Regions from separate parts of the Homo sapiens genome. Here region 2 is linked to region 1. The links are chromatin loops, found by intact Hi-C in ENCODE. Cell type or tissue: MCF 10A. All regions are shown on one strand. Each heading gives the region's core, and the rest is flanking DNA. Links, peaks and the distances in the headings are about the cores only.

The links. Hi-C counts contacts between places; a loop is a spot of excess contacts. Peaks named below come from ENCODE experiments on the same cell type or tissue, not always from the same donor. Only the 100,000 strongest peaks of a DNase experiment are listed, where the experiment ranks them.
Region 2: it touches region 1 in a loop (14-fold over the local background); 92 of 110 quality-filtered maps call a loop at or near these places.

The regions. Positions count from the first base shown.
Region 1 is chr1:53,478,296-53,494,412 of GRCh38, reverse strand. No RefSeq gene overlaps it. Among named protein-coding and RNA genes, the nearest start is that of DMRTB1, 27 kb to the right of the region's middle. RefSeq lists an enhancer at 9,966-10,586. In MCF 10A, for the core only: a CTCF peak has its summit at 8,761 (motif pointing left); a DNase peak (open chromatin) is centred at 8,752.
Region 2 is chr1:53,748,499-53,760,429 of GRCh38, reverse strand. LOC124904179 (a long non-coding RNA gene) reads left to right here. Exons shown (of 2, transcript XR_007066094.1): 2 at 2,020-2,161. Among named protein-coding and RNA genes, the nearest start is that of GLIS1, 15 kb to the right of the region's middle. In MCF 10A, for the core only: a CTCF peak has its summit at 5,524 (motif pointing right); a DNase peak (open chromatin) is centred at 5,539.

The DNA.
Region 1 (16,117 bases), core at 4,347-12,346:
TTAGGAGACTTAGTATTATTAGGATAGTAGTATTCCCCAGTTTGATCTACAGATTCAGCACAATCCCTCTCAAAGTCCCAGATGGATTTTGTGCAGAAATTGACAATCTGATCATGACATTCATATGGAAATTCAAAGGACCCCGAATAGCCAAGACAATCTACAAAAAGAAGAACAAAGTTGGAGAACTCACACTTCCCAATTTCAAAACTTACTTTAAAGCTTATAGGCATAAAGAAAGACCTGTAGGAATAGAATTGAGAGTTCAGAAACAAACCTTCACATTTATGGTCAATTGATTTTTAATGAGTGCCAAGATAATTAAATGGAGAAAGAATAGTCTTTTCAACATATGGGTACTGGGACAACTGGATATCCCCATGCAAAAGAATGAAGTGGGATCCCTACCTCATATTATATGTAAAAATATGCTCAAAGTGGACCAAAGACCTAAATAAAAATTAAAACTATAAAACTAAGAAAAAAAATAAGAGTGAATATTTGTGCCAGCCTGGGCAACATGGCAAAACCCCGTCTCTACAAAGAATATAAAAATTAGCCAGGCGTGGTGGTGTGCGCCTATAGTCCCAGCTACTTGGGAGGCTGAGTGGGAGGATTGCTTGAGCCCGGGAGGTCAAGGCTGCAGTGGGCCAAAATCGTGCCAGCGCACTCCAGCCTGGGTAACAGAGTGAGACCCTGTTTCACACGAAGAAAGAAAAAAAGAAAAAGAAAAACATCTTTGTGCCCTTGGATTAGGCATTGATTTCTTAAATATAACTCCAAAAGCACCACCACCAACAACAAAGATAAACTGAATTCCATTAAAATTAAATTTTTTTGTACTAAAAGGACATCATCAAAAAAGTGAAAAGACAATCCACAGAATGGGAGAAAATATACGTAACATATATCAGATAAGGGAATTATAGCCGGAATATATTAAGAACTTTTACATCTCAGTAATAAAAGGACAACCCAATGTTGAAAGAAGAAAGATGATTTACAAATGGCAAATAGCACATGAAAAGATGCTCAGCGTCATGAACCATCATGGAAATGCAAGTCAAAATCGCAGTGGGATGCACTTCATAACCGCTGGGATGGCCATCATCAAACGGTCAGATACTAAGCACTGTTGGTGAGAATGTGGAGAAATCAGAACCCTTATACGCAGCGGGGGAGAATGTAAATTCTCTGCGCTGTGGTAGAAAATAACTTGGCAGCTCCTAAAGAAAGTTAAATACAGTTACCATATGACCCAGCCATTCTATTCTTAGGTGGAATAAAAAACCCAAGAGGAATTAAAACATATGTTCACACCAACTCTTGTATACAAATGTTTAAAGTAGCACAATTCATAATAGCCAAAAGGTGGAAACAATCCAAATCTTCATCAACAGATGAATAAACAAAATGTGGTCTATCCGCTCAACGGAATATTATGCGGTAAGGAAAAGACACGAAGCACTGACACGTGCTACGGCACGGATGAGCCTGGGAGACGTTATGCTCACTGGAAAAAGCCAGTCTCAAAAGGCCACATACTGTACGACTCCTTTTATATGAAGAATCTGAACAGGCAAATCTATAGTGACAGAAAGCAGATTCCTTGTGGCCCAGGAATGGTGGCTTGAGGGAAATGGTGAGTAATTGCTAATAGGCATGGGGTTTTTTTGGGGGGATGATGAAAATGATCTAAAATTGGTTGTGATGAAGTTGCATAATTCTGTAAATATAGCCAAAACCATCAAATTGTATATTTTAGATGGATGAATTTTATGGCATGCAAATTATATCTCAATAAAGCCATTATTATTATTATTCTATTTTTTATCTTTTTGGAGACAGAGTCTCACTCTGTCACCCAGGCTGGAGTGCAGTGGCATGATCTTGGGTCATTGCAACCTCTGCCTACCAGGTTCAAGCCATTCTCATGCCTCAGCCTCCAGAGTAGTTGCGATTACAGGCGCTCACCACTGCACCCGGCCAATTTTTTGTATTTTTAGCAGAGACACGGTTTCATCATGTTGGCCCAGGCTGGTCTTGAACTCCTGACCTCAAGTCATCCGCCCACCTTGGCCTCCCAACATGGTAGGATTACAGGCATGAGCCACCGCGCCTGGCCAAAGCCATTATTATTATTTATTTTTATTTTTATTTTTAGAGATGGAGTCTCACTCTGTTGCCCACAATGGAGTGCATTGGCACAATCTCGGCTCACTGCAACCTCTGCCTCCTGGGTTCAAGCAATTCTCCTGCCTCAGCCTCCAGAGTAGCTGGGACTACAGGCACACACCATCATGCCCAACTAATTTTTGTATTTTTAGTAGAGACAGGGTTTCACCATGTTGGGTGGGCTGGTTTCAAACTCCTGACCTCAAGTAATCTGCCTGCCTCAGCCTCCCAAAGTGCTGGGATTACAGGCATGAGCCACAGTGCCCAGCCACATTAGTTTTTAAAAAGAGTCTGTAGGCTGAATTGTTGCTTACAAACTTCTTTTTTTTTTGGAGATGGAGTTTCACTCTCGTTGCCCAGGCTGGAGTGCAATGGCGCAATCTTGGCTCACTGCAACCTCCACCTCCCAGGTTCAAGCAATTCTCCTGCCTCAGCCTCCCACATAGCTAAGACTACAAGCATGCTAATTTTGTATTTTTAGTAGAGACAGGGTTTCACCATGTTGGTCAGGCTGGTCTCAAACTCCTGACCTCAGGTGATCCACCTGCCTCGGCCTCCCAAAGTGATGGGATTACAGGCGTGAGCCACCGTGCCCGGCCCAAATTTTTTTATTTTTATTTTTTTGAAACAGAGTCTCGCTTTGTCACCTGGGCTGGAGTGCAGTGGCACAATCTTGGCTCATTGCAACCTCCACCTCCTAGACTCAAGTGGTTCTCCAGTCTCAGCCTCCTGAGTAGCTGGGACTACAGGCATGTGCCATCTGGCTAATTTTTGTATTTTTTTGTAGAGACAGGGTTTCGCCATGTTGCCCAAGCTGGTCTTGAACTCCTGGGCTCAAAGTAATATGCCCACCTTTATCTCCTGGAGTGCTAGGATTACAGGCGTAAGCCACCATGCCTGGCCTTCTTAATGATGATAGAATCCAAGCAGTCTAAATAAGTGACTATCTTGGTGGTGGCAGCAGATGACTAATCTATCATTTTCTCTACTGGCACTGCAGTTCTCATCAGGATGCAACCCTGTCCCTTGCTTGGCCAGTTGTCACCTCAGAGATACATAACTACGAACAGGTGAGGCACTAATGAGAGGAAAGCCACCCTTCTCAAGTGAAACAGGAGTGGCCAGGAAGAGTGTGCATTCCAGGCACAGGCGGAAGCGAACCTTTTCTGCAGATCAAAACCACTGAAGGAAGAGGCCACCTTGGAAAGGTGCTCCCACAGACGCCAGGGAGGATAGAAGGTGAGTGGGGGCTTCCGCCACAGCCCGGGAGCCTGGCTCATTTTTGTTTCACAGGCACGCTCTCTCCCAACATGTTTTGCTCCTTTTCCAGGGGAACAGCCCATGCAAAAGTGTGGAAATGAGAGGGTGAGCCCTGGTGAGCAGAACACAGGGTAGTTCGGGCCAGTGGAGCAGGGTTGGGGGAGGGCAAGAGGGAGGCTGGAGAGGTCAGTGTACCACGACTGCCCAGGGGGCTGACTCCTGCAGAGAGGTCTGGATGGGCTCGTAGGGTGCCCCTGGACAAGTCACCCCCATCTCTGAGCCCATTCCACATCTGTAACTTCCTTCCTAGTGTGATAGTAAGAATCCCATGAGATAATACATTGTAACATGCTTAACGGGGCTCTTGGAATAGAGAATGTGCTGGATAAATATTAGCTGTTATAATAATGATGATGTTTCTTTGGCTTCCCCAGATTGCCTGATGTGAGCAAAGTGTAACTGAAATGGCAGAGACAGACTGGACATAAGTGTTTATCTCATCTCCTTCTAAACCCCATTAAGGTGATGATAAAGAAATAAAAGGAGCTGTCAGAACAGGAGAGGCGCTGATGGGAGATGGGAGCCAGCAGGAAGTGGAGCCTGGGCTGGTGGCAGAAGCAGCTGGAGACTGCCGAGGGGCACTGCCAGACATGGGCAGGGTCTCCCACAGAGCCCAGAAACACCCAGGACTCAGAGGCACCAAGTCCTGAGGAAGGTGGGAGACAGGGTGGAGTAAAAAGAGGGGACTGGGTTGGTTGACAGTCAGTGTAGGAGCTATTAGACTCCCTGGGGCCCCCCGAAAACCAAGCAGCTAGTCCTCCCTCCGCCACTCACATCCCACTCCCAGAAGACCAGTAGATGATGGTTTATCCTTCACAGAAACTGGACCAGAGGGGATTCTGATGCAGAAACACCAAGTGGCTATTTGGACAGGAAGGTGGAGATGCTTCTCTGGAAAAACTGGCCTCTAGAAATGGGCATTTTGAGCCCACCCCAAGAAGCTGACTTGCCCCTAGGTCACCCCAGTGAAGCTCATAGTCAACAAGCCTCACCCGTCCAATCAGGCTCACAGAGCTTCCCATTGGCTTTTTAGTGCCTCACTCTTATACCAGTCATCTACCAAGGATCACCAGGAACAAACAAACAAACAAAAGCTGGGGGAAACAGAGATAATGCAGGCAGCAGAAAAAAACCAAAACCAACAAACAGAAAAGATAACCAAAATTAAAGCTCTGATAGAAAGTTTGAAGGTAAGAGAGTAAGCACATAAATGAAAAATAGGGAAAAATTAATGAGAAGGTTTGAATATCAATCCAGGAAGTTGGTATCTGACCAATAAAAATTCCCGGCTGGGCGCAGTGGCTCGCACCTGTAATCCCAGCACTTTGGGAGGCCAAGGTGGGTGGATCACGAGGTCAGGAGTTCAAGACCAGCCTTGCCAAGATGGTAAAGCCCCATCTCTACTAAAAATACAAAAATTAGCCAGGCTTGGTGGCGGACACCTGTAATCCTAGCTACTTGAGAGGCTGAGGTAGGAGAATCGCTTGAACCTGGGAGATGGAGCTTGCAGTGAGCCAAGATCATGCCACTGCACTCCAGCCTGGGTGACAGAGCAAGACTCCATTTCAAAAAAAAAAAAGTTCCGGAAAGGGGGAAAAGAGAACATGGAGGAAAGAACGTTATCAAAGAAGCAACAGAAGAAAAATGTTGAAGACCAAGGGATATAAGCCACCAGCTTGACAGGGCTCACTGAGTGCCCAGTGCTACAGATTAAAAGGGCCCGTGCCAAGACATGGCATTCGAAAAGTTCTGAAGAGCAGGGATGAAGGAGGGATCCTAAAAGGAGAAGGAGGAGGAAAAAAAGAAAGCCTCTTACAAAAATATGAAACAGTATCTCATCACATTTCTCAAAGCAACACTGGGAGATAGAAAACTGTAGAGCAAAAGACTTAAAATTTTTCAATGAAAGCAATTTTTAATCCAGGATTCTATGCCCAGCTGAACTATTAATCAAGGGTGAGCATAGAATAAGGAATTTTCAGACGTGCGAAAACTACAAAAAAAAATTGTTTTCTTTTTTTTTTTTTGAGACAGGGTCTTACTCTGTCACCCAGGCTGGAGTGCAGTGGTGTGATCTCGGCTCACTGCAGCCTCCACCTCCCAGGCTCATGAACCTCCCACCTTGGCCTCCCCAGTAGCTGGGACTACAGGCGTGCACCACCACACAATTTTTGTTTTGTTTTGTTTTTTTAGAGACAGGGTTTCACCATGCTGCCCAAGCTGGTCTCAAATTGCTGAGCTCAAGTGATCCACTCGCCTGGCCTCCCAAAGTACTGGGATTATGGGTATTAGCCACCGCGCACTGCCAAAAAGAAGTATTTTCTAAATTTTTTTTCAAAAAGTTATCAGAGGAAAGCTCTCCTAAACTGAGGGAATAAGCCAAGACCTCTTGCAAACAAGGATCCCAGTGCAGGAGAGTGGCAAGCAGAGTCCAAGTGGACAGCTGGGTTGTAGGAAGTGGAGGGCTGGTCCAGGGCTAGCAGAGCCAGATGCTTGGATGCATTGGTGGGTATGAGAGTGATGTGAGAGGTGCTGGACGTCGCTATTAGAAGGTCTGGGGAAGAATTAGCAATAGAAACGTAGACAGCTAGGCCAGTGAGAAAACAGGCAATTATTAATTCCAGAAAACGGTAAAAGCATGAGGAAAAGAAACTAATCAGATTACAGTACTTGGATTAGTAAATATTTACATAATCATGACAACATAAATCCAGAATATCGATTTAGTGAAAACGTATGTGCTCTGACTACCAGGAGCTGGGGAAGAGGAAGTGTGGGAGCGTCGGGAGAAAGGCAGGTTCCCACTGCCCTGCCCAGGAAGCCCATAGAAATGTCTCTCGGAGGAGCGAGAAACAGCGATTTTTTGTTTGTTTGTTTTAGACGGAGTCTCACTCTGTTGCCCAGGCTGGAGTGCAGTGGCGCAATCTCGGCTCACTGCAAGCTCTGCCTCCCGGGTTCACGCCATTCTCCTGCCTCAGCCTCCTGAGTAGCTGGGACTACAGGCGCCCGCCACCACACCTCACTATTTTTTATATTTTTAGTAGAGACGGGGGAAACAGCGTTTTTAACATGCTGGACTGAGGTATGAAAGGGAAGACAGAAGCAGCTTGAGGACTTGAGCAGCTGCCTCTGGAAAGTGGAACTGGGTTGGAACTGGTTGAGATGGGGATAATTTGAGGACTGTTGGTTTTCTTTCTTGGCCAATAGTTCCATTAGATTTTTTGAAACAATGTGTTTATATTACTTTAGGAAAAATAAACATGAATGATCAGTAGGTATAATTAATCCATCCTGGCAGAGAAGACACGGAGGCTCAACAAGTCTAAGGGACTCGCACAAGACCCTGGCGTGGCCACGTCAGGATGGTGCCAGAGCCCTCCACTGCCAGGTCACTCTTGGTGCCAGTGACCAGAAGCATGATGGCAGGAAGGATGAACACTGGAACCTTACCACGCTGACTCTCAAGAGGCAAGTCCGCTTGACCCTCCAACCCTGGAAGAACAGCTTTTAAAAAGTTCCATCCATTTACAGTATGGCTGGTGAAGTCAGCTGAGTTCAGAAGAAATGTATGACCATAATTTTTATTTATTTGATCCAAAAGCTTTACTTTCAAAGAGAGGGATAAATATGAGACCAGGGGAAATTCTTCTCAATCATCATGAATTCCCAGGCCACAAAGCAGGGAGGACAATTTCCATAATATTCCACCTTATTCTGTACATGTTTCCAGGCAGCCTTTGATGCTGCAGCTTAGAAAGCAGCCCAGAGCCTCTTGCTCTAAAACAAATCAGCAGCTCCCCGCCTCCCCTTCCCCACCGCCTCCCCTTCCCCACTGCCTCCATCCCCACCCATTTCCACCAAATTTTGCAACCTCAGCTCCCACCCACCCCACTCCATTGCCTCCTTCCCAACCTGCATTCCAGTGGGGACAGCTTGACACTAGAGTGTGGTGTTCGGGGGGTGCCAGGGCTCCTGCCAGGAGTGGGTTCACAGAGTTCACCAGCCATGGGAGTCCTCAGGATGGTGGGAGACTTTCAAGTAAAAGGACAGTTGCAGAGCGGTGTGAGACACGCCCAGGCTCTCCCAGCCCCAGTTTAAGGTTCAAAGGCCTTGGTGAGGGCTCTGCCCCTCTGTACCTGAGCCCTGGCCCTCCTCCTGTCACTCAGCCTTCTCCCTGGCCCTGCTCTTTTCAGCCTTGCCTCTTGCTTCCAGGCCTTTGTCCGTGCTGTTCCTTCTGTCCGGAGCACTCTTCCTTCAAGCTTCCCAGGTGCAATGATCACATTGCACTCATTGCTTGCTGTAGGTGAGTGTCTCCCCTCTAGCCTGCGAGTCTCTCGGAGGCTGGACTGGTTGTAAATTCTCTCTGAGCACCCTGGGCACAGCAAGGGCCCCCCATGGGTTGATGCCTGTTAAACAAAGGAAGAAAGGGATAAATGTGACTTTGGGGCTCGGCAGCAGCAGTCCAGCCTCGTGCCCTTAACAAGCTACCTTCATCTATAGAGTGGCTTCTCATAGGGTTGTCTCACACCCAACCCTGCCTTCAGATCCACTTGGGGCAAGTACTCCAAATGCAGATTCCTGGCCTCCCCACAGAGCATCTAACATTGGAAGCCCCTGCACCAGGGCTGCATTTGGACTCAGTGCTCTTTCTGTGAGGAGACCGCCTTCTACTGGGCTGGTTTGTGTATCTGCAGCTCCTAACCCTGGTCCCGTGTGGTTTCTGACTGGGTACTCGCAGCAAATAGAGAAGAAACAGCCCACCCTAGCCCCAGAGCCCAGAGTGCAGCCTTCCCTGCAGCGGGGATTTTCAGGCAGGTGAGCGTGAAAGCATGCAGTGGCCTGTGCCTCAGTTTCCTCACCAACATAGTCCTGGTGACTTCCCACGTGCTTGTGGAGGTCGGGCTGGTGAATAAATATCCTCGGAGCTGGGAGGCGTCCTTACAGGCAAGAGCACTCACGGGGCCCCACGGGGCATGGGTGGGGCCGGGCAGGGAGGCATAGGCCCCGTGGGCCCTCTCTCAGCCCGTGCCTCCCATCCACCCCTCCACTTCCACACCACCTGGGTGAGGAGGGCACCACCACGGACCAACGGAAATGGGGGCCTAGAGGGCACTGGCAGGACTGGCCGCAAGTCTCTGATGGAGGACAGGAGAGACCCTGCTTCATGGAAACTCAAAATTGTCATCGCAGCTCACATCCCCTTGGAAACACATTGAGTAAAGACGAGAGCGTCCCAGTCTCCGCTTGGAGGAGGGCTTGGGCTAGGTCCTGGCGCCCCCTCGCGGCCACTCCTTTGCCTTCCCCACAAGCCCCTGGCCATAAATAAACCAAGTCGTCAGGGAAGATTGGAACCCAAAGAACCTTGGAGGCTGCTGATCCCCGCTGGCCCCCACAGACCCCTTCCCTCGTCTCTTCCTCCCTATTTCTGTCCTCCTGGTGATAGCCTAATTTGTAAAGGATGTGTTGACACTCACTTGTCTCTTACCACCTCACGATCACTCCAATACCCTTCTTGTTCTCTTTAGTGCCACTCTCAGCCCACTACTCGGAACCCAGGCCTCTCCCGCCTGTCCCGGCTTTCTTTCCATCCCCCGGCTGCCTCCTTTTCAGGCTTCCGTCCCTGTCCGCAGGCACCCTGCCCCTTAGGACTGCACACCACATCTGCGCGGACAGCATCCGCTCTCCATCCCCAGTGCAGGGTGCCCTCCTGAGCTCAGCCCCAGGAAGCTGCCCCCCACCCCTTCTGCAGCTTCTCACAGACATTCCTGCTCAGCACCCCAAAACCCTTCTCCTACTTTCCCATCTCAGCACATCACCCACTTAGGCCAGAGATCCGGGTGCTGTCCTGATTCTTGGCTGAGACTCCCCTAAGAAGGGGTCTCACAGGCTCCAAATGGCACCTGGGTCTCCAGAGCCAGCTCAGCAGACAGCACATCTCATCCCTGTTAGCTGGCTGCATACACTGGGTGTGCTGAGTCTCCCGGAGGTAGAGGCGAGTGGGACAAAGTGAAACTGCGTCCTCCTGACCAACAGACAGGGATGGGAGCTGGCCCGGCCCAGGCCCGGCATGGCCTCACCATACACTGTGCCTGCGCTCCCTGGACTCCAGGCCTCCGAAGATGCTGTTCCTTCTGCCTGGGACACCCTTCTGTACAATACTAATGCCTTCTTGCTCCTTGACACCAAGCCCGTGTGTCACTTTTTGGGAAGCATTCACTGATGCCCAGGCTGGTAGCCTCTAAGGCATGATCCCGTGCGACCTGGCCCCTGCCTCTCAGCCCTGGGGAGTTTCTATTAGCTCCTCAAATATGAAAACCTTGTTCCCGCCTGAGAGCCTTTACACATGCCACTTTTTCTGCTGGGACCCACCTCTGTCTACCCTGTCCCTTGTTTCCACCAAGGAAAGCTTCCCTGCCTCTTCCAGCAGATCAGGGTCCTCCCATGTCCCCCAGACCCAGTCTCCCTGAATCTCAGTGCTGCTCCTCGGGGGTCAGTCTGCACACATCTGTCTCCTATAGAAATAACGATAACCCTTCCCAGCACCTGCTCTCCCACTGAGGCCTAAGCACTTTGCATACATTCATCCTTTATCACATGTCATAACCCCATCGTTACCCTTGTTTACAGATGGGGAAGTGAGGTCCTATGTCCTCCATCCAAAGCCTGAGTCGAGCACACGATCTGTGCCGGGGAGGGCTTCCCGACCCAGAGCTCTGACAGAACAGACGCCTCCAAATCTTGTTTAAATGGAAAGCAGCCTCGGGGCCGTTCCCACCACTGCCAGCCCTGGATGAAGGCCGGGCAGCCCCTTTCATGCTCTTTATTCTTTTGAACAAATTGTGAGTTTTACAGGATATCCAAGGCCTGTGGTGGCAAACACATGTTCCCATGGTGAGAACCATTGGACCTGCTGGGCACAGGGCTGTGAGTGCAGCTGAATGGCCACCCAGGCCCCTCCTGCCCCTGCTCTGCTGCACCTGGGCCCCCTTGAGCAGGGCCACATCCTAGCTGCCCCATTGGCCACTTCAGAGAGAGGACACAGCTCCCCTACCCCACCCTGGTGTCCCCTTCACACCCCTGGCTCCCACACTCACGGGCCTGACCCCCTCCCACCTCTGCAGAGGCTGCAGCCTCACAGCAGCCCAGGAAAGGGCACTGCTATCATTCCACTCGCAGAGAAGCCAGCTTAGAGAAGGGGAGGTAACTTGCCTGAGGTCACACAGCTGGGTCGGGAAGAAGCTGCGAATTAGAACTCAGGTCTCCTGGCTGCAAAGCTGATGCTCCCCACAACAGCATCATCTATGCCACCAAGGCCAAGAAAGCAGAAAGGTCTGTGTCCCTTGTGCCCTTCGCGTTGCCCTGCATTTACACTGAAAAAGCTGGAAGCGCTTGGAGGCAGAGATGCTGCATTCCAGGCCTGGCTCTGCTCCTCGGGAAGTCACTCACCTCCCCAGGCCTTGGTTTCCCCTTCTGAAAACAAGGAGGATGAACCTGCGCTGTGTAGCCCCCATGCTTCAAAGAACGCAGCCTGGCTGAGTGGCCTCAGGCACTGTCACCTTTCCCGGGTCACACCGCTCTGGATGGTGCCTGTTAGTAAGAAGGTTCTCCACATCCTCCTTCCACCACTTTTGCAGGTAGCCCTCAGGAGCATCCATAACAGCTGAGGATGTTTTAATCTAACGTGCATTCTCCAGCCACAACTTTGATTTTCAAAATAAAGTAACAAGTGCCCCCTAAAAACTGTGAAACTATATAGACTCAAAACGAGCAACCCCCTCTTTTCTGAGGGCCATATTTGGGGAGAACCTCTTGCCTCATATTGAAGCACATGTAGTAGCTGCCCTTCCTCAAGGGCCTAGGGGAGTGCTCTGGCTGCCGGAGGCCTCCTCTGGGGCTTGGATCCTAACACACTTTGAAGCCTGGGGCGTGTTCGGACCTGCTTGGCATGACATTCAAGGCCCTTCCGGCATCTGTTCTCCAACCGCTTCCAGCGCATCTCTTGCCCCACCCTCTCACCCTGTGCTCCAGCCACATCTGCTGGAGTCCCTCCCTTAGCCCCCCAGGAATACTTTGCCCTCAAGGGGACAGATGTTTGGAGGGGAGGGCTACAGAGCCCAGTGGGTTGGGGCAGGCATCTGAGAAGATGCCATCAAGCTGAACCAGAATGAGGACGAGCCAGGCAAGGAGAGCATTCCTGGGAGAGGAAACGGTAGGAGCAAAGGCCCAAGGTGGGGACGAGCTCAAAGGAATGGAGAAAGGCCAGTGTGGCTGGCATGCGGGGGGTGAGAGAAAGGAAGGGGAGTAGCAGGTGTGGGGAGAGGTGGACCAACAAGGACCTGGGCAGTGACATCCACAGCAGCCCTGCTCCCCGCAGCGTAACCTGCATGCCCACATGCCAGAGGAAGAGCACGAGAACCCCAGGATGCCCCCAGAGTACCCTGTAGCAGAGAAGGCAGCAGCACACAACACCACACCATGGGTGAATGTGAGCAACGTCATATTCAGTGAGGAAGCCTCGCCCCAAAGACTACATCCTAAAACAGCTGTTCAAAAGACCATCTAGGCATACACATGGATGCAATGAAATCCAACAAGCAAAGCAAGTGCAGGAGGCAAAGGGATTCCGGGTTCTGGCTGCTGAGGCCGGAGAGGTGAGAGTCAATGGGGGTCCGCTGGCTGGAGGTCAGATACTGTCCGGGCCTGGATTTTTGTCTGGAGCAATGGATTCATGGGTGCTTATCACATTATTAAAAACAAACAAACAAACAAGTGAAGGTGTCCTGGACCAATGATGAGTGTCTCTCATGTACCAACCTGGTGGGGGCCAGATGGCTCCAAATCTCAAGGCCCAGGCCAAGGGTCAGGGGGTTATTTGAAGAGCAGTAGAGGCCATTGGTGGGTTGGGGGCAGGGGACTGACCTGATGCGTGTCGTGTGGGGGTGGTTACTCTCCCTCTGCAGGTCACAAGCAGATGCAGCCTCCACCCTGCTCCGTGTGCAGGGGGCTGACCCCCACAGACAGCATCTCCTGGGCTCCTGCACTCTCTGGCTTCCAGTAGGAGACCAGCAGGCAGGAGGTAACAGAATTTGGAATTCTCCTCTGAAAGGTACATGGCTATACCTTGTACCATCTGCCAGTAGATAAGAGGCATGGTGCTGGCAGGACCTCTGGATTTCCGAGGATGCGTACACCACACCTGGGAGTGCGGCTCTGACCTACTTCCTGGGAAACTGGTGAGGCTGCCAGTTTTGGAGGGGCTCCAAGTAAGAAAGGGCTGTGCATTAGGTCTGGCTACAGTGCGAGCTGCCCTGACACACAGACCTTGTGACCCAGCAGATCCAAGGGAGCGTGGAATGTCTTAGGCAGGTTGGGTGGCAGGTGGGAGTGACGTGCCCCCAGTGTCACAGCACAGAGCCCTCTGCCTTGGAGCCCTGATGCTCTACTCATCAGCTGCTCTTCCGCATTAGAAAGGCAGCTGAGTCTGGCTACTGGCCCTGGTAGAGACCGACCTCTATGGCCATGGGACGCCCAACAGCTGTGTCCCGAGCCGCTGGCTAGATGTCTTCCTGTTGCGCACCCACCCCTGCCCCTAATTTCTCTCCCTTCTCCTCCCTTGCTCTGTGCCCCAGGAGGCTGACCTGTGGGGAGTGCATCAAGGGGCTTTGGGGCTCTCTGGCTTCTGGTTAGGCTCAGCATTGAGGAGCCATAGCAGGAGACTGGAGGGTGGGGGAGAGAGAGTCTTTCTGCTCCCAGCGCCCTTCCTGTAGGCTGTCCCTTGATGGGAGTCACAGCTGACTTCTCTACGGCACTCTCTCTTCCCAGGGTCCACCAACTGTCCCATCCCCGCACCCCTCCAGGCTTAATGGTAAGGGCGCTCTCTAGGTACCGCGCTACCCCTCGTTCCCCATTTCCTGTCAAATCTTTTTATTAGTTCCTTTATTAAGTCTCCTTAAATTGTCTTAGTTTGAATGTACTATCCGTTTCCTGCTGTATGATGATACAAGTGCACGTCATAAACCAGGTGTGCAGTCAGAATTCTAACATGGCCCCAAGAGCCCGCCCCCTGGCGTACATGGCCATAGACTTCCCTCCCCTTGTGTCTAAATATGATGGGACAGTCAGTTCTACAATTACATTATATAAAACTATCATAGCAGACTGGAGATTGTCCTGGCTTTGAAGAAGAAGTTGCCTGTGTTGAGAAGGCCACGTGGCTAGGACAAGAGCGGGAGTTAAGAGTGAGTTCCAACTGGCAGCCAGCAAGAAAACAGGACTTCATTCCTACAATTGTAAGGAACTGAATTCTGCCAACAACCTGTATGAACCTGGAAGAGGACCTTGAGCCTCAGATGAGATTGCTGTTTTGGCCAACACATTGATTTCAGCCTGGTGAGACCCTGGGCAGAGAACTCAGTTATGCTGCTACCCAGTTTCTGACCTACAGAAACTGTGAGCTAGTAAATAGGTGTTTTAAGCCACTGCATTTGTACCAATTTATGGCAATAGAAAATTGATACACTAGGTTTCATCTGCTCCTCCAAATCATAGAGTTGGGTGTGAGCAGCCTTGGTGAAAGGAGACCCTCTATGAGCAGCAGCACTCAGCATGCAGCATTCTTAGCATTTAATGGAAACACATGCACAAAATTGGGCTGGAACAGGTCCAGAAGTTACAAGTAAATTATATGAACACCTGGCCTAGGTTCCTTCAAAACCTGCTGCTGCTTCTTTGCCATGTCTTTTGTGAAATCCCCTTTGACCAGTTAACAGAAGAGAAACCTCTGGAAGCTTGGCTTAGAAATGGGTGTGCATGGTATGCCAGCACTAGCCAGAAGCATGGAGGCTGCATGACAGCTCCACTCAGGGACTATCCCAAAAGACAGTGGCAAAAGGAGATCCTCCTGTGGGCAGAGAACTTCAACTGGTTCCTTCAATTGCTCACTTCATGGAAGGAAAGACAGGCTGAGGTATGGATTTGCATCAATGCATGGGCAGGGATTTACGGGTGCTCAAGGAATGGGAAAAAATGAGATTGGAAAATTGGTTATAAGGAGGTAGGTATGTAGCTAGACCTCTCAAAACAGGCATACCAGCACTTTGGGAGGCCGAGGTGGGAGGATCACCTGAGGCCAGGAGTTCAAGACCAGCCTGGGCAACATAGCATATGTTGTAGAGACTCTGTCTCTACAAAAATAAAGAATATATAAAAATTTTAAAATTAAAAAAAAATTGTAAGGCACAGTATGGGAAGATATTCATGTCCCACATAAATGCCCACCAGGAGACAACCACTGCAGAGGAGGCTCTCAATAACTAGGTAAACAAGAGGACCCATCCTGTGGGTATCAGTTAATCCCTTTGCCCAGCTAGTCCTGTCCTTGCTCAAAGGGCTCATGAACTAAGTGACCATCAAAGCCAGTGTCTTAGTCTGCCTGGGCTTCCATAACAAAATACTACAGGCTGCATGGCTTACACAACAGAAATGTTTTCCTCACAGTTCTGAGGGCTGGGAAGTCCAAGATCAAGGTGTGAGCAAGGTGTGTGCACATGGGGGTGGGATGGGGAAGGGAGGGAGGGAGAGAGAGAGAGAGGGAGACAGAGAGAGAGAGAGAGAAAGAGAATGCACTCTGGTGTCTTTTTTATTTTGAGACAGTGTCCTTCTTTGAGACAGAGTCTTGCTCTGTTGCCTAGGCTGGAGTGCAATGGTGTGATCACGGCTCACTGCAGCCTTGACCTCTCAGGCTCAAGAGATCCTCCCACCTCAGTCTACTGAGTAGCTGGGACTACAGCCATGCTACCATGCCTGGCTAATTTTCTTATTTTTTATTTTTTGTAGAGATGGGGTCTTGCCATGTTGCCCAGGATGGTCTTTAGCTCTTGGGCTCAAGTGATCTGCCCTCCTCAGCTTCCCAAAGTGCTGGGATTATAGGCATGAGCCACCCTACCCAGCTGCCTTTTCTTTTAAGGACCCTAATCCTATTGGATCAGGGCCCCGCTCCTATAACCTCATTTAATCTTAATTAGTTTCTTAGAGTAATCTTGGCCCCATCTCCAAATACAGGCACTGTAAGTTAGGCCTTCAACACATGAATTTGGTGAGGGAGACATAAGTATTCAGTGCATAACCATAGGGAGAGGGGCCTTTCACAGGCGCAACAACAGGGACTTTTTTCACCAAAGCCAATTTGCCTACTGCTGCTGAGATCCCAGGCTGCCAATCACATAGACCAATGTTGCCCACTTGGCCATCCCTCAGGAAACCACGGTGATGGCAAGTTGATTACATGGAACAGTCTCCATCAGGAGGGGTGCTGAAATTCATCCCCAGGGAATCTGGACAGAGATTTGCCTTCTCTACTGGATGCTTCTGCCAGTAATGCCATCTGTGGCCATATGGAATGCCTTACCCATTGCCACACTGCAGTGCCTCCAACCCAGCAACTCAATGGATAGTGAGAGAAGGATGGCCACAGGCTTGCACCTAGTAGCTAGTCTGAGGGATGGTGGAATGGCCTGCTGAAGCTTCTGCTGCGGAGCCAGCGGGGAGGCAGCACACTGTGAGGCAGGGCCCTGTCCTGGAGGCCGGTGGCGTCCTTAGCCAGGGACCAGTACACGGTGCTGTC
Region 2 (11,931 bases), core at 702-8,701, 270 kb before region 1:
AAAGATACCTGAAAATGTGGAAGTGACTTTGGAACTGGGTAACAGGCAGGGGTTAGAACAGTTTGGAGGGTTCAGAAGAAGACAGGAAAATGTGGGACAGTTTGGAACTTACTTGAGACTTGTTGAATGGCTTTGCCCAAAATGTTGATAGTGATATGGACGATATAGCCCAGGCTGAGGTGGTCTCAGATGGAAATGAGGAACTTGTTGGGAACTGGAGCAAAAGTGACTCTTCTTATGTTTTAGCAAAGAGACTGGTGGCATTTTGCCCCTGCCTTCGAGATTTGTGAAACTTTGAACTTGAGAGAGATTATTTAGGGTATCTGGTGGAAGAAATTTCTTCTTTTTTTTTTTTCGAGAGGGAGTCTTGCTGTGTTACCCAGGCTGGAGTGCAGTCTCATGATCTCGGCTCACTGCAGCCTTCACCTTCTGGGTTCAAGTGATTTTCCTGCCTCAGCCTCCCAAGTAGCTGGGACTACAGGCACACGCCACCATGCCTGGCTAATTTTTGTAATTTTAGTAGAGACAGGTTTTCACCATATGGGTCTGGCTGGTCTGTAACTCCTGACCGCAGGTGATTCTACCCACCTCGGCCTCCCAAAGTGCTGGGATTACAGGTATGAGCCACCATGCCCAGCCAGTGGAAGAAATGTCTAAGCAGCAAAGCATTCAAGAGGTTACTTGGGTTCTGTTAAAGGCATTCAGTTTTAAAAGGAACACAGAGCATAAAAGTTTGGAAAATTTGCAGCCTGACAATGTGATAGAAAAGAAAATCCCATTTTTTGAGGAGAAATTCTAGCTGGATGGAGAAATGTGCATAATGAGAAGCCAAATGTTAATCCCCAAGACAATGAAGAAAATGTTTCCAGGGCATGTCAGAGATCTTTGTGGCAGCCCCTCCCATCACAGGCCTGGAGATTTAGAAGGAAAAAATGGTTTCGTGAGCCAGGCTTAGGCTCCCTCTGCTATGTGCAGTCTAGGGACTTGGTGCCTGCATCCCAGCTACTCCAGCCATGACTAAACGGGGCCAAGGTACAATGCAAGCTGTTGCTTCAGACAGTGGAAGCCCCAAACCTTGGCAGCTTCCACATGGTGTTAAGCTTGTGGGTGCACAGAAGTCAAGAATTAAGGTTTGGGAATCTCCACCCAGATTTCAGAGGAGGTATGGAAACACCTGGATGCCAAGGCAGAAGGTTGCTGCAGGCGTTGGGCCCTCATGAAGAACCTCTGCTCAGGAAGTGCAGAAGGAAAATGTGGGGTTGGAGGCCCCACACAGAGTCCCTAGTGGGGCACTGCCTAGTGAAGCTGTGAGAAGAGGGCCACAATCCTCTAGACCCCAGAATGGTAGATCCACTGACAGCTTGCACCATGTGCCTGGAAAAGCTGCAGACATTCAGTGCCAGCCTGTGAAAGCAGTCAGGAGGTGGGCTGTACCCTGCAAAGCCACAGGGGTGGAGCTGCCCAAGGCTGGGGGAGCCCACCTTTTGCATCAACGTGACCTGGGTTTGAGACATGGCGTCAAAGGAGACCATTTTGGAGCTTTAAAATTTGACTGCCCCACTGCATTTGGGACTTGCATGAGGCCTTTGTTTCGGCCAATTTCTCCCATTTGGCATGGCTGTATATACCTAATACCTGTACTCCCATTGTATCTTGGAAGTAACTAGCTCACTTTTGATTTTACAGGCTTATAGGTGGAAGGGACTTGCCTTGTCTCAGATGAGACTTTGGACTGTGGACTTTTGAGTTAATACTGAAATGAATTAAGACTTTGGGGGTCTGTTGGGAAGGCATGACTGGTTTTGAAATGTGAAGACATGTGATTTGGGAGGTGCCAGGGGCAGAATGATATGATTTGGCTCTGTATCCCCACCCAAATCTCATCTTGTATCTCCCATAATTCCCATGGGCTGTGGGAGGGACCCAGTGGGAGATAACTGAATCATGGGGGCGGGTCTTTCCTTTGCTGTTCTCGTGATAGTGAATAAGTCTCATGACATCTGATGTCTTTAAAAACAGGAGTTTGCCTGTACAAACTCTCTTCACCTGCCGCCATCCACGTAAGATGTGACTTGCTCCTTCTTGCCTTCTACCATGATTGTGAGGCCTCCCCAGCCACGTGGAACTGTGAGATCTCCATTAAACCTCATTCCTTCGTAAATTGCCCAGTCTCGGGTTTGTCTTTATGAGCAACATGAAAACAGACTAATACACACCCATTACAAAGGCTAAAAATAAAAGGATTGATAATAACGGGTGTTGATGAGGATGTAGAACAACTAAAACTCTCATATAATTGCTGGAAGGAGGGAAAAAATGGGCAATATCTACTAAAGCTAAACATGTGCCTACCCTGTGACCTATCGGTTCTGCTAATTGGTAAATGTCCAAGAGAAATGAGTGCATATGCCCACCAAAAGTCATGTTTACTAGGATGCCTCTAAGCAGGAGTTTTCACAATAGTCCCCAATGAGAGACAATTGAAATGTTCATCAACAGTAGAATAAAGTGTGCTATACTTTTACGGTGCAATGTTACTTAGCAATCAAAAGAATGAACTACTGCTAAATGTAACAATGTGAATGGAGCTCACAGACACTAAGCCAAAGAAGCCAGACACAAAGGAATATCTAATGTATGATGACATTTATATGCATATTGAGAACAGGTGGAATTTAATGGTGATAGAAGTCAAAGTAGTGGTAATGGGGAAGGAGGCAGTATATTGACTTTGTGGAAGGGCATGAGGAAAACTTCTGAGGTGCTGGAAACGTCCATATATTGATTTGAGTTATGGGGGTGTATACATATAAAAATTCATTGAATTGCATGTGCAAAATTTGTGTACTTTATGTATGTTGCTTTGGTAAAAAAAAAATACATAAAAACTGACAGAACAGGCTGGGTGTGGTGGCTCACGCTTGTAATCCCAGCACTTTGGGAGGCCGAGGCGGGCTGATCATTTGAGGTCAGGAGTTCGAGACCAGCCTGGCCATCATGGTGAAACCCCATCTTTACTAAAAATACAAAAATTAGCCCGGTTTGGTGGTGTGCACCTGTAATCCCAGCTACTCGGGAGGCTGAGGCAGAAGAATCACTTGAACCTGGGAGGCAGAAGTTGCAGTGACCCAAGATCACACCACTGCACTCCAGCCTAGGTGACAGACCAAGACTCTGTCTAAATTTAAAAAAAAAAAAGAAGTTATTTTCCACACCTCTTGGTAACTGATAGAAGTAGACTTTGGAAATCAGTAAGGATGTAGAATATCTGAATGACATAGTCAGCACAGTTGACCTATGGGACACATGAGGAGCACTGCACCTAACTACTGGAGTCCAAGCATTCTTTTCAAGCTCATCTTGAACATTTACAATTCTGGTTATATGTTGGTCTATAAAGTAAGTCTCGGTCTCAAAGGATTAACATCATTTAAAATTGTGTCTATAAGGCAATTGAAGTAGAGATCAATTTTAAATGATAATTAGAGCATTCCATATGTTTTGAAAGTAAGGTACATTTTAAATCACCTATGGGTCAAAGGAGAAATCACATAGGTAGAAGTTAGGAAAAAATATTTTTCAATGAGTGATAATAAAAATACGTATTGAGGCCGGATGCAGTGGTTCACACTTATAATCCCAGCACTTTGGGAGACCAAGGCAGGTGGATCACCTGAGGTCAGGAGTTCAAGACCAGCCTGGCCAACGTGGTGAAATCCCATCTCTACTACAAATACAAAAATGTGCTGGGTGGTGGTGACGCTCACCTACTTGGGAGGCTGAGGCAGAAGAATCATTTGAACCTGGGAGGCGGAGGTTGTGGTGAGCCAAGATTGCACCACTGCACTCCAGCCTGGAGGCAGAGTGAGACCTTGTCTCAAAACAAACAAAAAAGAAAGAAATTTGTGAGATATAGCAAAAGCCATGCTTAGAGGGAAATTTATACCCTTAAGTGCATATGTTAGAAAAGAAGAAAGGCTGGATGTCAGTGAGGTAAGTGTCTCAAAAAGCTAGAAAATTGATTTAATCCCTTTAGTTTTTACCACTTTTGTACCTTTCCAATACACATGTCATAATGTATGATTAGTGTGAATTGGCTTGCCCTCTTTTCCAAAGGTCTATGAGTTCTTTGGATTTAGGGATCGTGTCTTTCTCTTTATATCCCTAGTGCCTATTAAAGTACCTTGTACACAGTTGATATTTGTTTGGACTGAATGGAACTCCTCATCATCAGTGTCTTGGAGCTGTTACACACCCAGGGTCTTAGACTTAAGTGTTCACAAAAGCCAGACAATTGATGAGGTGAGTGAGGCCAGCTGGTCAGGGAACAGCATACTGGAGAGCGTGTGGAAGGCTGCTGTTGCTGCTTGGCCCCAGCTGCTGTTGTTGCTATGGGAGAGTGCTGGCCCAGTGTGGCTAGAGCTCCCTATTTGTTTACAAGAACGAGGCCAGGCGGCTCATGCCTTTAATCCCAGGACTTTGGGAGGCCGAGGCTGGAGGACTGCTTGAGCCCAGGAGTTGGAGACCAGCCTGGGCAACATGGCGAAACCTTGTCTCTACAAAAACTACAAAAAGTAGCTGGGAATGGTGGCGTGTGCCTGTAGTCCCAGGTACTCAGGAGGCTGAGGCAGGAGGATCACTTGAGTCTGTGGTGGGGTGGGGTGGGGTGGGGTTGGGGGAGGCAAGGCTGCAGTAAGCCATGTTCACACCGCTGCATTCCAGCCTGGGCAACAGAGTGAGACCCAGTCAAAAAAAAAAATTGCATTTCGATACAAAATCTCCCTTTTTGAAGTGTTGGCAACTAATTAATTCAAAACAAAACAATGAATGTCAAACTAAACTACATAGCCTATTACTGCCAGTTTACAACTTCTGTTTTATTTCCTACCTTAAGAGGTGGGAATGTGTTTTACATCTGAATATTCCAGTCAGTAGTCTCTTGAGCGGCCTCCTCCATCAGGCACACTTCTCCTTGAAGAAAAGACTCCTGACTAGGTCCTAATTGGATTTCTGGGCCCTATCTGTAAGAAGTTTGCAGGGTTTTTAAAGCCTTCTTTGTAGTTGGCTGTTCACCCCAGCTGAATCAGACATGTGCTCCCAGAGATTTTTTTTCCCTCCTTTTGTTGTAACATTCTTAATGATGCGTTCTGACTTTTTCACTCTGTTTTCCTCACATTTGTCACCACTTTTGCTTTTGGATCTTCATGCTGGAAAATCTGAGGCTTACATGGAAGATTGATTTTTAATGCCCCTTGCGTTGTTTTTCTGCTGGAACATTTGCATGCAATTATGACATTTTAAAAATAAGAGACTATGGGGCTTGAAAAAAGAATCTTCTGGGCGGATGAGCAAATGGAAAGACTGGCCTTTAATTCTGTTAACATCCCAATTACATCGTGGTAACCCTTGTGACGATTTCTGTCCCTTGTAATGCAACACCTGGTTTTTGTTCTAGGGACAAGGACCAAGCCTGGCTCACTCAACCCTTGCTCAATCATGGAAGAGGTGATTGGAAGGCTTGTGTTTTCCACTGGCCAGCAGAGGTCACTATTTCAAAGTGGTTAGAGGAAAAGTTGTCTGCTGTCCACACCATTTCTCTTTGGTTTGGGGGAGGTTTTATTCACAGTACTGGTGGGTTATTTTTTTAGTCATACTTCTCTATATTTTCCAAATGTTCTACACAATGAATTATTTGCATATAGTATATTGAAAAGTGCTGATGACTTGAGTAGGCTTCTGTGTGGCTAGTTGCTTATGGAGTGACAGTAACTACTATTTATTGAGCACTTACTATGTGCTGGACCCTGTGTTCCTCATTTTACAGGCATTATCTTTAACAGCAATCTATCCTCCAGGGTCGTTGTGAGGTTACTTCAGAGGAGCTTGAGGGGAGGAGAAGTGAAATGATGTGCCTAAGGATACACAGCTAGAAGAGACAGATTCATATACAGGGAGATATGTCTTCAAAACCAAACTCGAGTTTCTTGAGAGCTATATTTTTTTCCCCCAAAGGAGAACTATTTTAGCAGCTTGAAGCAGCAATCGCCAAAAATGTATGAGAGGAGTATGTATTTTTGAAGCAAAATCTTAGAGATTGACTTTTTTTTTTTTTTTTTTTTTTCAAAATTCAGCCACTATCTGCTTGAAGAAGCTAGGTGTTGCTTCTTGGTCTTCTTTGAAAATGGAACCTGGGGTGTTCTGTCAGGCTTTGCTCCTTCTCCAGATGAAAACAAATATTAGGAGTGCGTTGTTTCAAAAAAATGTCCTGAGCTTAAGACCTCTTTAGTGAGTAGAGTTTACTAAGAGATTTATTATTTCAGTTTACAAGGCCAACTGAAAACCTCTTAACTTGAAAAGATATAGACTGTTTGTGAATGAAAAGATAAATCTGTTTTAGTGGACTTTTATTTGTATTTTAAAATTAACCACCAGGATTTTCCATAAAGCTAGAGTGTTAAGAGAAGACAATTGTGTTCGTCACTGGACAATGAGTGGTCAATTTGACCCTCCTCTTCTCACTGAGGAGGTGATATGAGAATAGTAAGAAAAGGCTTTGGCCAGGCACAGTGGCTCACGCCTATAATCCCAGCACTTTGGGAGGCTGAGGCGGGCGGATCATGAGGTCAGGAGTTTGAGACCAGCCCGGCCAACATGGTGAAACGCTGTCTCTACTAAAAATACAAAAATTAGCTGGGCATGGTGGCGGGCGCCTGTAATCCCAGCTACTTGGGAGGCTGAGGCAGGAGAATTGCTTGAAACTGGGAGGAGGAGGTTGCCGTGAGCCGAGATTAGACCAGTGCACTCCAGCCTGGGTGAAAGAGTGAAACTCCGTCTCAAAAAAAATAAAAAAGAAAAAAAAAGGAAAAGAAAAGGCTTTATATTTGGGGGGCTGCCACAAAAGACATTGGATTCTGGAGTCTTACAAACTTGTCTGGTGTACTGCTCTCCATTATTCCTATTTCAAAATGTTTAATGTCTTGTGGTTGTTATTAACGATATAATGACTATTAGAATAGAAAACCTTATTGCCTTTTAGATCTTCTCAGTTAACTGATAAGAAGAAGCTGGCTTATCTTTGTTGTCAGCAAATATTTAGCAAGCTTTCACAGGGATAGCAAGCGGCTCCAATAGTAATATTTGTGCATGGAGCAAATGCACCTGGATTCCAATTAGAGGCAAAGTGACATAGTTAAAAGGGCACAGACTTAGCATTCATTTACTCATTCATTCAATCATTCATATGTATGCTAGGCCTAGGGTGCTAGACACTATTCTGGGTGCTGGGAACACAACAGTCAACAACACAAATGAGCTTACCCTTCTAGTGGGTGGAGAGAGAATGAATATAAACAAATGCAATGTGGTGGTGAGTGCACTGAGGAACAAGTAGACAGTAAATAGTAGAGTGGCTTTCCATTTTATTTGTATTTTTATTTTTTGAGACAGGGTCTCACTCTGTTGCCCAGGCTGGAGTGCAGTGGTGTGATCACAGCATGATCATAGCTCACTGCAGCCTCCATCTCCTGGGCTCAGGCGATCCTCCTGCTTCAGCTTCTTGAATGGCTGGGACTACAGTCACATGCTACTACACCCAGCTAATTTTTTGTAGAGATGGAGTCTCACCATGTTGCCCAGGCTGGTCTCAAACTCCTGGGCCCAAGTGATCCTCTCACCTTGGCCTCCCAAAGTGTTGGGATTACAGGCATGAGCCACCGCACCTGGCTGGTTTTCCATTTCAGATAGGGTGGTCCAGGAAGGTCCCCCGATAAAATGATGTTTGGGCAGAGACCTGAATGAGGTAAGGGAGAGAATATGTAGGTACCTGAGGGGTGAGTTCCAAAACACAGAACGGTCCCAAGGCAGGCATATACCTGATAAGTTCAAGGGATAGCAAAGAGGGCAGGGTGGCCAGGCGCAGTGGATGAGGTGGAGTGTGGTAATGTGAACAAGATGGGGGCCAGGACAAGCTCACTCAGGCCAGGTAGGCTACAGGAAGGACCTTGCTCCCGCTTCGAGTCAGGGACAGCCATTGGGAAGTTCTGAGCAAAGGAGTAAGATGTGTTGAATTACCTTTAAGAAATAATTTAGTCTGACTGTTCTGTGGAAAAGAGACTGGAGACCGTGGGTGGCAGGCAAGAATGAAAGAAGGTTAGGAGACCACTGCTGTAACCAGATGAGAGAGGATGGTGGCTGGGCCCAGGGTGAGATGCAGACAGATTTGATCTATTTTGAAGGAAGAGGTGACAAGCACTGCTGGTGGAATGGTTGTGGAGTGTGAAAGAGAAAGTCGCTAGTATTGACTCCAAGGTTTTTGGCCTGAGCAGCTGGTAGAATGGAACTGCCATTTAGTGAGATGGAGGAAGCAAGATGGGTTAGTTAAGTCTGGCTGCATGTAAATGAAAACTCAGAATAATGGTGATTTAAGTGACACAGTTATTTTTTTTTTCTCACATAAAAGAAGATCCAGAAATAGGCTGTCCAGAATGGCTATGGTGACTCCCTGAGGTTATCAGGGATTCAGGCTCATTCTAGCTCTCCACGTAGCCAGCCCCAAGGTGTGGTCCTGACTCTTGTGGTCCCACATGGCTCCTGGAACCACAGCCTTCATGCCTTCCTTCCAGGCAACAGGAAGAAGGAAGGGGAGGGAAAATAGCATCCTCCCTCCCTTTTAGGAACACTTCCTGAAAGTGCACATACTTAACGCTTAGCATCTCATTGGCCAAAGTGGTCCCATGGCCACATCTGGTTGCAAGGGAGTCTAGGAAATGTCTTTTAGAGGTTGATTGTAACCCATTAATAGAATTGGGGTTCTGCTACTGGAGAAAAATGAAAGGATGAATATAAAGGTAGGCTTCCAGCTGTCTCTGAGAGTTGGGTTTCGGAAATAATGAGTTCTAGTCTTATCTCTGGCACTATCTAGCTCTGTGAACTTCAGCTAAGATTTCACATCACTTATCTATTTCGACTGAAAAATCAAAGAATTGGACTGAATGATTTTGAAGTTCCCTTCTAACTGTAACATTGCATGAGTGTTTGAATTTGGGATGCAGTAAGGTAAGTTTGGTTTCATAAAAGAAATAAAATGTCTTTGAAGAGCGGATTATGCGAGATGTCTATTAAACGTCTTAAAACTGATTTTTTAATTGAAAAATTCATTTCAAACTTATTCATGAATACAATTCCATTCCTCTATTTATTAAAATGCTTTCTGGATACAGGTCTAGATGACTTTAATATGTGCCTGGAAAACAGCATAGGAATTACATAATACTAGTGTGTACTGGATGAGTCTTCTGTTTATTTTATAAGAAACATTTTAAATAAAAATAATCAACTATTCTGTTCCTTACTCCATATATGCATTTGGTTCAGCCTCATTTACCAACTTGTTGATCTGTTGAATCAATTTTGTACATGGGTTCATATCCACAAATTGCTGAACATGTTCGATACACATACAAAGTCCCTGCCTTCAAGGGGTCTGCAGTTTATTAGTGGGAATACAGTAAATACACAAATGGGTAAGTAACACAGCAGAGAATAGGTGCTCTGAGAAGGGCAATGACTCCACAGTTCACAGGAAGGAGTTATGGTGAAGGCTTTGTGCTTTTGGTGTTTGGTTGGGAGGGGAAGCCTTAAGTGGAGAAGGGGCCACTTGGAGATCTGGGTGGGCTGGGATGGGAGTGGTCAGCCAGGAAGGCATTCTAGGGGAAAGGAGAGGAAGGGACAGGTGACAGAGAATGGTCCAGATCAGCTGGAGATGAGGTGTGGTAGTGTGGTGGAAAGATGGTGGTATTTAGGGTCAAGCCTGACTCTGCCACTTGCTGGTTCTGAGGTCTTGAGCAAGTCACTTAGCCTCCTTGGGATCTCACTTCCACATCTGTAATAGGAAACAATACTACCCTGTTCATACGACTGTCCTGTGTATTGCTGTATGTACACAGCATTGTCTGCATTAATGTATGGAAAAGCACCTGCCACAGGGCCTGGGACTGTGTGCTTCCATAATAAGTAACAGGCCCTTCCTTACATATCTATAGCAAATATTGTCCGTTATAATTGTTTAAGCTATCAGATCTTATTGTCCTCATTAGCAGCATTTGACATGCATATTATAGTAAGTCTGATTCTGTTTCTCTATAAAGACAGTGATGAGCTGAGAGCCAATGAAAGTTTCTCTAGAAAAGCCATTGCAGCGATGAGCATGAGGAAGAGATATAGCTTAATGACTTGGTAATGGTGATGTTGACTTTGCTTCTGGAAACCACCACTGAGGACTAAGAATGCCTTGGGCCTCCCAGGGGAGGTTCCAAACCCTAAAACTGCTATTTTCCTAGATGCCCAGACATTGCTTCCCTTCACTCCCATCACCCAGGTGTATTAAGTTTGCCTCCTAAATAAAGCTATGTCCCAGCCACTTCTCCTGGAGTCCAGGCTCCTCATCTTTGGGACTTCTGACTGTGCATTCAGCACCTACTCTTGCCTCTTTCTTAGCCCATTTCCCACATGACACTGGAATGCTACTTTCTTTTTACTTTTCTTTCTTTCTTTCTTTCTTTTTTTTTTGAGACAGGGTCTCGCTCTGCTGCCCAGGCTGAAGTGCAGTGGCACAATCACGGCTCACTGCAGCTTTGACTTCCTGGGCTCCAGCAATCCTCCCACCTCAGCATCCCGAGTGGCTGAGACCACAGGTGTGTGTCACCACACCTGGCTAAATTTTTAAATCTTTTGTAAAGACAGGGTTTCACCATGTTGCTCAGGCTGGTCTCGAACTCCGGGGCTCAACTAATCCTCCCATCTGGGCCTCCCAAAGTGGTAGGATTACAGTTGTGAGCCACTGCACCTGGCCTTTTCTTTCTTCCTTCCTTCCTTTTCTTTCTTTCTTTCTTTCTCTCTCTCTCTCTCTCCTTTCTTCCTTCCTTCCTTCCTTTTCTTTCTTTCTTTCTTGAGATGAGGTCTCGTCCTGTCACCCAGGCTGGAGTGCAGTAGTAGGATCAAAGCTTACTTACTGTAGCCTTGAACTCCTGGGCTCAAGCAATCCTCCTGCCTCAGTCTCCTGACTAGCTGGGACTACAAGTGCATGCCACGACACCTGGCTACATTTTTTCATCATTTTTTGAGACAGAGTCTCACTATGTTGCCCAGGCTGGTCTTGAACTGCTGGTCTTAAGTGACCCTCCCACCTCAGCCTCCCAAGTAGGTAAGATTACAGGCATTGGCCACCGTACCTGGCTTGGAATGGTATTTTCAGAACAGATCTGATCATCAGTCTCCAGGTAAAATCCTTCATTCCTTTAGCATCCAGACCTTGCCCTTCCTCAGTCTCATCTGATGCCCTCCTGCCCTTCACTCTGTGGCTCCAGTCACACTGCCCTTCTTTTGCTGCCTGGAAGTGATCTTAGTTCCTTTAGTTTCAGGGCTTTCGGACATCGTCCTCTATCTAGCTGGAAAGCTTTCCCTCAATGCCACAACCAGTAACTTCTCCTCCTCACAGAGTCTAGTTTATTTTTTAAATTTTTATTTGTTTATTTATTTTTGAGACAGAGTCTCGCTCTGTCAGCCAGGCCAGAGTGCAGTGGCATGATCTCGGCGCACTGCAACCTCTGCTGCCCGGGTTCAAGCAATTTTCCTGCTTCAGCCTCCCGAGTAGCTGGGACTACAGGACCCGCCACCACGCCTGGCTAATTTTTGTATTTTTAATAGAGACGGGGTTTCGCCATGTTGGCCAGGCTGGTCTCAAACTCCTGACCTTGTGAACTGCCCGCCTTGGCCTCCCAAAGTGCTGGGATTACAGGTGTGAGCCACCGTGCCCAGCCGTAGAGTCTAGTTTAATGATCACCTCCACAGGAAAGCCTTCCTGGACCCCATAGATGGGGTCAGGCCTCCAGTCCCCTTCCTCATTTCCCACCCTCTCATAGCATGGAGCATTCT